Regions from separate parts of the Homo sapiens genome. Here region 1 is linked to region 2. A link is a contact called in ENCODE Hi-C or POLR2A ChIA-PET data. All regions are on one chromosome and are shown on one strand. Each heading gives the region's core, a stretch centred on a gene start or an enhancer-like site at or near the end of the contact. The rest is flanking DNA. Distances are from core to core; before and after follow the strand shown. Region 1 has its middle 27 kb from the start of PTPN1. Region 2 has its middle 8.0 kb from the start of LINC01270.

Region 1 (3,232 bases), core at 83-2,582, 200 kb before region 2:
TCTAGCCTGGGCAACAAGACTGAAACTGTGTCAAAAAAAAAAAAAAAAAAAAGGAAAAGTGACCATGGATAAAGGCTAAAATTTATAACTCAGACTCTAAGGCCCTGTGTGAACTGAGCCCTGCCCATTTCACCAGGCCACTCTCTGTTCTCCAGTATCCTTTCAGGTCTGGCTACAGGGCCTTTGCACATGCTGTCTACTCTACTTAGGATGCCATTCCTGCTTTCTGCCTGGCTAATGCCTATTGTCACATGGATCTCGTCCTAAAGGCACTTCCTTGTGGGTATGCCTAGATTCTGTTTCCTTGTTACATGTTTTCGTATCTGCCTTTCTTATTTACCACAGTGGTTCTCAACTGGGAGTGATTTTGCCCCCCAGGGGCCATTTGACAATGTCTGGAAACATTTTTGGTTGTCAAAACCAGGGTAAGAATGCTACTGGCATCTAGTGGGTAGAGGCCAGAGACGCTGCTAAATATCCTACAATGCCCAGAACAGCCTACAGGAATGATCCAGTCAAAATTTCACTAATGCGGAGGTTGAGAAACCTGTATCACAACGTAATCAACTAATTGCTTTTTATGGCTGCCTTCCTGTTCCCATCTCACTCCCCCACTTCCCCATCTAGGCTTCCCTTACCCCCTCCTCGCCATGTGTATTTAGCTGTTTAATGCCTCCTTTTCCTGCTAGAGTATAAAGCCTAAGGGGCAAGGATTGTGTCTGTCTTGTTTTCTATATATTGCGTATCATAGGTGCTTAATAAATGTGTCAAATGAATAAAAGAGCAAATGAAAACTATCTTTCATAAAGCACATCTTTAAGGACACCAGAAAGCTTTCCTCTTGACTTCTGTCTTGGTAACTCTAAATATTATTTGGAAAAAAAATAAACAAGGTGGTGGGGAGGAGGGAGAGGGAGAGAAAAGCAGAGAAGAGGAGGACAAGGAGAAAAGGAAGAGGGAGATAGAGAACACTGTCTTTGTAGACTCAATCTGAGCTGGAATTCCAGCACTTAACTGTCACATAGTCAAGAGCAAGTCACTTTCCCTCTCTGAGCTCGTTTTTCTCAACTGTACAATGGGAATCAGAAAACGAAAGTAACTGTGCTAATGGCTGGCAACTACCCTGCACTTTATAAATGTTAGTTTTGTTCCTTTCTTCCTTTCCCCTCCTTCTCCTAAGTTTCCTGGCCAGCATCAGTGCTCACTCATCCTCCTCAGCCCACTCAAGAGAGCTGCCTGAAGCTAGATGGACAGTTCTATAAATGCTGGTGACGTATACCCAACCTCCGGCACCCGCATCTCTCTGCCCAGAGCCTGTGTGCTTCATGTGCGCATGGCAGGTCACATGTGTGGGAAGGGAAGTGTACTGGAGTTGCTGGCCCCGGGCACCACCTTCAACCGCTGAGAGTGGTCATTGCGGATAAACAGCACAGTTTCCCCAACCCTTCCTGAGACAATCTTGCGGTATACTCCACATCATCCCCTGAGGGCCCCTCTGGGACTGTGCCCCAGTTGCCCATAAAGGTAACTAGCTCTTTTTTTTGTTTGTTTGTTTGTTTTTGAGACAGAGTCTTGCCCTGTTGCCCAGACTGGAGTGCAGTGGCATGATCTTGGCTCACTACAACCTCTGCCTCCCGGGTTCAAGCAATTCTCCTGCCTCAGCCTCCCAAGTACCTGGGATTACAGGCACCCACCGTCACGCCCGGCTAATTTTTGTATTTTGTTTCACCATGTTGACTAGGCTGGTCTTGAACTCCTGACTTCAGGTGATCCGCCCTCCTCAGCCTCCCAAAGTGCTGGGATTACAGGCATGAGCCACTGCGCCTGGCCAACTGCCCAACTTCTAACTGGTAGTATGTGCATCTTTTTCTATGAGTTTTTTGGGTTTTTTCTTCTGGTTGTCAGAGTCAAGCAGCCTAAAGGAGGTTGGAGAATGAATATTCCTTCTCTTCTTTCCAGCTGCCTTCAACCAAGGAATGGATAGAGGTGGTGTATAAATACCCCAGCTTCCTGATTGTTTTGCAGTGGGCAGGTCTATGCAAACTTACCCCAAAGTCCAAGGAAGCTGAGAGGCTGAAGAGATGATGCTGACATACTCAGTTCCTTAGAAAGAAACTTTTAATAGAAACTTAGAAACAGATGCCACGTCTGTGTCTCCTGCGGTGGCCAGACAAGATGGTGGATCCCCACTCCATTATCTCCCAGACCCAGGGCTTCTATACCATAGGAGAGGGGTGGTTCAGAAGGGATGTGTAGAACAGTTGAAGTAAGATAACATCAAGGTTGTTTGACCTAAGGACAGGATATAGAGTCAGAACCTGCTCTTACACAAGGAATAATAGATAAACTAGAAATCTTAGAGGCCTTCTTGGAACAGGGGTTAATCAGAAGCCAACATGGCGGATTAGCTTCCAAGATGGAGTTGCTGATCCTTCAGGTAAGATAACTCTGAGACATGTGTTCTACACAGGTGGAATTAAGCTTCACTTGCCTAGGGCAGTAACTGTCTTGATAACTTGCTTAATATTGGTTGTCCTCCTTTCCCTGGGTCTCTTTTCTTCTCTACTCGTATTTCTTTTGCCTTCCAAAGAAGTGATGTGTCCTTGAGTCTTTGTCTCAGGGTCTGTATCTAGAGAATCTAAACTAAGATATGAGGTGTGCCAACAGGGGATTCCAAACTAAGACACTTATCAATTAGATCCAATTGCAAACGGTCTTGCTTTAAATCTCCCCAAAAGAACAGAATGGGACATGCTGTTCTTCAACTAAACAGCACTCCTGTTTACCATCTGGGGCCAAACCACGGGGCTCCTATTCCCTGAGTGGAAGGACCTCATCTTCCCATGGTATTCACAAGGCTCACACCCCACCTTTTCATACATAAATCACCCCCTTTATTTCACATGAACATCTTTGTTGTATTTTGCAGAAAGTTACCCTTACTGAAACACAGAGGACGCTCTGTTGGTAGCTTTGGAAATGGCCCTTGGGGCTCCAGCTGGGAGCATCTCATGTTCTTGTTCCTACGTAGTTACTTTCTGGGGATAGTCACACATGTTGAATGTTGGCAGGGAAGAGTTACCCTAGTCCAACACTTTCATTTGCCAAAAATAAGTTTTGAGGATGGCTGATGGGAAATCCCACAGTGCCTACCAATGGTATCATGCTACTTTATGCTGTTTTCTGAATGTTCTTTCATTTTATAACGTGAATATAATGAATGTTTGCTGAT
Region 2 (3,245 bases), core at 622-3,121:
ATGAGAGTGACTGAGATGAGGAGGAAGAAGGAGAGAGTTTCAGGCAGAGGGGACTGCTCAGGCAGAAGGGTGGAAGGACTGAGAACACGGCTGCCGCAGCTAGAATTGGAACCTTCTAGACCAGAGGTGGCCCACGGGGCCACAGATATCCACAGAGTCAGGTTTTGTTTATTTGTTTTTAATTTGACTCGTTGGCCAACATTTAAAAATCAGGACTTTTCACATACAATCTCAGACTTCTGGCTTCTCTTACTAAATGGGAAGATCCGGGCCGCCTGCTGGCTCAGAGGCCACCGTCCCCTGAGGAGAGCCTGTTCTCTCCAGTTCACCGGAGCCAGCACCAGGCCACCTTACTCATCCTTTCACCTTCTGGCCCAGAGGTGCCTGGGTTTTGGTTCCCTGTTCTAAAGCCTGCTAAGGAGGATGCTGGGGAAATCAGAAAGCTCGAACAATTCTCTCAAGGCTGTCCAGCAACAGAGCTGCAGCCCGGGACTCGGGATACCCAGTCCTGCTGGGGACACCAAGTCCCTCCCCACAGAAGCTCCACAGACCCCACCTCAGTCTCCAGGAGCTGCTGACCCTGGCCCGGAGTCCCGGGGGACCAGGAGGCCGGGCTGGGGAAGGCCCCGTCCTGTTTAGGTTTTTGTGGTCTCGTGAGTAACCGAGTGGAAAAAAACAAGCTTGAAAAGATAACAATTACAACGAAATTAAATCAAATCAGACCCGTGACTCATTTATGGAGCCGTAAAAACAGAAAACAAAAACAAGCTGGTTCTGGAGAAGTGAGGCCAGGGTGAGGAAGGGAGAAGTCGGGGAAGGGAAAAAAATAAAGCAACAGCAGCTATGGCCCTGGGACTGTAAATTATCCCAGCAAGGAGGGAACCATGCGGGCCCTGGAGGGGCTGGGCCTTGGGGGTTCCGGAGCCAGGAGTCCCAGGACCCCGTGGGAGAGGCCAGAGACCCCACCTGCCTGCAGGATGGCTGACCTTGTCCCCCCAAACACCTCCGTGAGTTGGGTACCATTAGGGTGCCATTTTGCAGACAAGGAAGCTGAGCCTCAGAGGGACCAAGTGACAAACCTCGATCACACAGCCAGGAAGTAAGAGGACTGAGATTCAAACCTGGCTCCAAAGCCTGTAACGGGGTTCAGTTTTGTCATCTAGAAAACAGGCACCTGAGCTCAGCTCTGTTCCAAAAACAACAAAGAAGCCAGAGTCCTGGAAGCTTCCCTGGATGTTTTGGGAGCCCCGAAGCCTGACATCGGACATGGCTGCCCCTCTCTAGGTCTCACTGTCCCCATTTGTTCACTAATGGGGTCACATCAGGCAATGCCTAAGGAAGGCCCCAGCGGGTCTGACCCAGGGGAGCTTCAAAGCCTGTTTCCCAGAAGCCTCTGCCCCCGGGAGATGTAAGAGGAGCTGGAGGCAGAGCCAGAGGGAGCCAGCCGTGCAGGCCCACGATTCCCTCAGAGGTCGTCCTGACCCAGGGAGGAGACTGTGCAGGCAGCAGGAAGCTGGCCAGGCAGAGAAAGCACGGGCGCCGGGCTGATGAGGGTGGGATTGGATGGGGCTAGAAATCGGGAGCCAAAGCTAACACCACCACACGGCATTGGGTTTCAGGTGCTTACTAAGGGTCGGGCGTGGAGCTAAGCACTTTCCATTCATTCATTCATTCATTCATTCATTCATTTATTCTGCAACTATGGACTGAGCACTTTCTTGTACGAGGTGCTTTGTTGGGATCTGGGGACACAGTGATGACCAAGAGAGACAAAGATGGAGCTGCCACCCAGGAGCGGGTAGACAAAACAAGCAGGAACCATGATGAGTCAGGTAGCACTGAGAGATGCAGGGAGGAATTCAGTAAGGAGGGAGTGTCAGGGGCAGGAAAGGCCTCATGAGCTGCGACGTTTGAGCAGAGACTTGAAGGAGGTGCAAGGGCCGGCCCAAGCAAAGGGAAGGGCGCAGGTGGAGGCCCTGGGTGGGGCATGCCCGGTGCATTTGAGGACCAGCCAGAGGGCCAGCATGGCGGGGGCAGAGTCAATCCCTCCAACAGCCAGGGGAGCAGGCACTATATTACCTCCTCTTACAGAAGAGGAAAAGAGGCTCAGAGAGGGGAAGTGACTTGCCCAGAGTCACACAGCCCGGAAGTGGCAGTGTGAGGAGCAGTCACTCCTCGCAGTCAGGATGTGCCGGGGTGCATCCATGCCATCGGTGGCCCTGTGTGTGTGACGAGGCTGCACGGCCCAAGGGTGGCTCCCAGAAAGCGTGTGTCACCTGCCTTGGTCACAGCTGTGGGTGGTATGATTGTGCAATCCAGCACCCTGCAGGGAGCCAGGGGCCGGGACAGAGGCTGGGCCGGGACTTGACACAGCCCTGACTCCACCCCAGGCTCAGCCCTGCCATCACTCTGCCTCCCAAGCCCCATGGGGTCTAGGGGCTACCAGACAGCCAAGAATCCAGGGAGCTCACTCACACTGAGGTGCAAGTGACTGCTAGAAGCCCCTGGTTTGTCCCTATCCCTGGGCTGACCCTTTCAGCAGGTCACAGCAGCAGCTTTGGAGACTCAGTTTCCCCCTCTGTCAGATGACAGGTCCACTTAGTGGGTCTCCAACAGCAGTTGCAGGTTCTTGGGTCCAGAGAGAGCTCCCTGAAGTCACACAACCAGTGGCTGACGGAGTCAGGGTGACCCTGGCCTGCTCACTCCTGCCTGGAGGATGCCTCCCCCTGAAGCTCAGCCACCCAGGCTCCACCACTCTCCCCTCACCCACCCTCTTGCTGCCCACACGTCCAGGCCCTGGCCCACACTGTCCACTCTCCTGGGAGTGCCTTTCCCCTCCCCCTATGAAAAAAGAACACGGGATGGTCAGGGGCGTAGAGGGAGAGATTGTCGAGCAGGCAGAGGCTACTTAAGCCAGGGGAAGGGTCAGAGAAGGTGGCTGTCGAGAGTGGCATCCGAGCTCAGACCTGAAGGAGGTGAGGGAGCCGTGGACATCCATGGTGGACAAGGGCTCCAGGGACCTGCAAAGACCTTGAGGTGGAAAGACCCAGGGCTTCTTGAGGAACAGCAGGAAGCTATCAGGGCTGGAAGGGAGTACGCGAGGGAGAGAGGCAGCGAGGTCATCAGACAAGTGGAGGGTTTGCTGGGGGGCCAGGGTCGCACCCGGCCTCACGGGCCACAGGGAGCTTTCACTCAGAGAGCTGGGATCCCTGGGAGGGTCTGTGCTGGAAGGTATAGGTCCCTTC

Evidence for each region. Hi-C counts contacts between places; a loop is a spot of excess contacts on that map. ChIA-PET counts read pairs that join two places held with the same protein, here RNA polymerase II (POLR2A). Pooled maps may share reads with other maps.
Region 1: a loop to region 2 is called in a map of Caki2, with 2.7 times the contacts of the local background. The contact joins two enhancer-like sites. A Hi-C loop is called at or near these places in 1 of 168 maps with a recorded cell type or tissue (Caki2) and 2 of 50 pooled maps. POLR2A ChIA-PET finds 5 or more read pairs at or near these places in 3 of 52 experiments (K562, WTC11 and activated B cell).

What each region holds. Positions count from the first base shown.
Region 1 is chr20:50,481,736-50,484,967 of GRCh38, reverse strand. No RefSeq gene overlaps it. Among named protein-coding and RNA genes, the nearest start is that of PTPN1, 27 kb to the left of the region's middle. RefSeq lists enhancers at 987-1,096, 1,137-1,186. Within about 2 kb of position 1,332, at least 38 of the 41 ENCODE cell types and tissues checked have a DNase peak (open chromatin) inside an H3K27ac peak, as active enhancers do.
Region 2 is chr20:50,283,097-50,286,341 of GRCh38, reverse strand. No RefSeq gene overlaps it. Among named protein-coding and RNA genes, the nearest start is that of LINC01270, 8.0 kb to the left of the region's middle. RefSeq lists a silencer at 426-475. Within about 2 kb of position 1,871, at least 28 of the 41 ENCODE cell types and tissues checked have a DNase peak (open chromatin) inside an H3K27ac peak, as active enhancers do.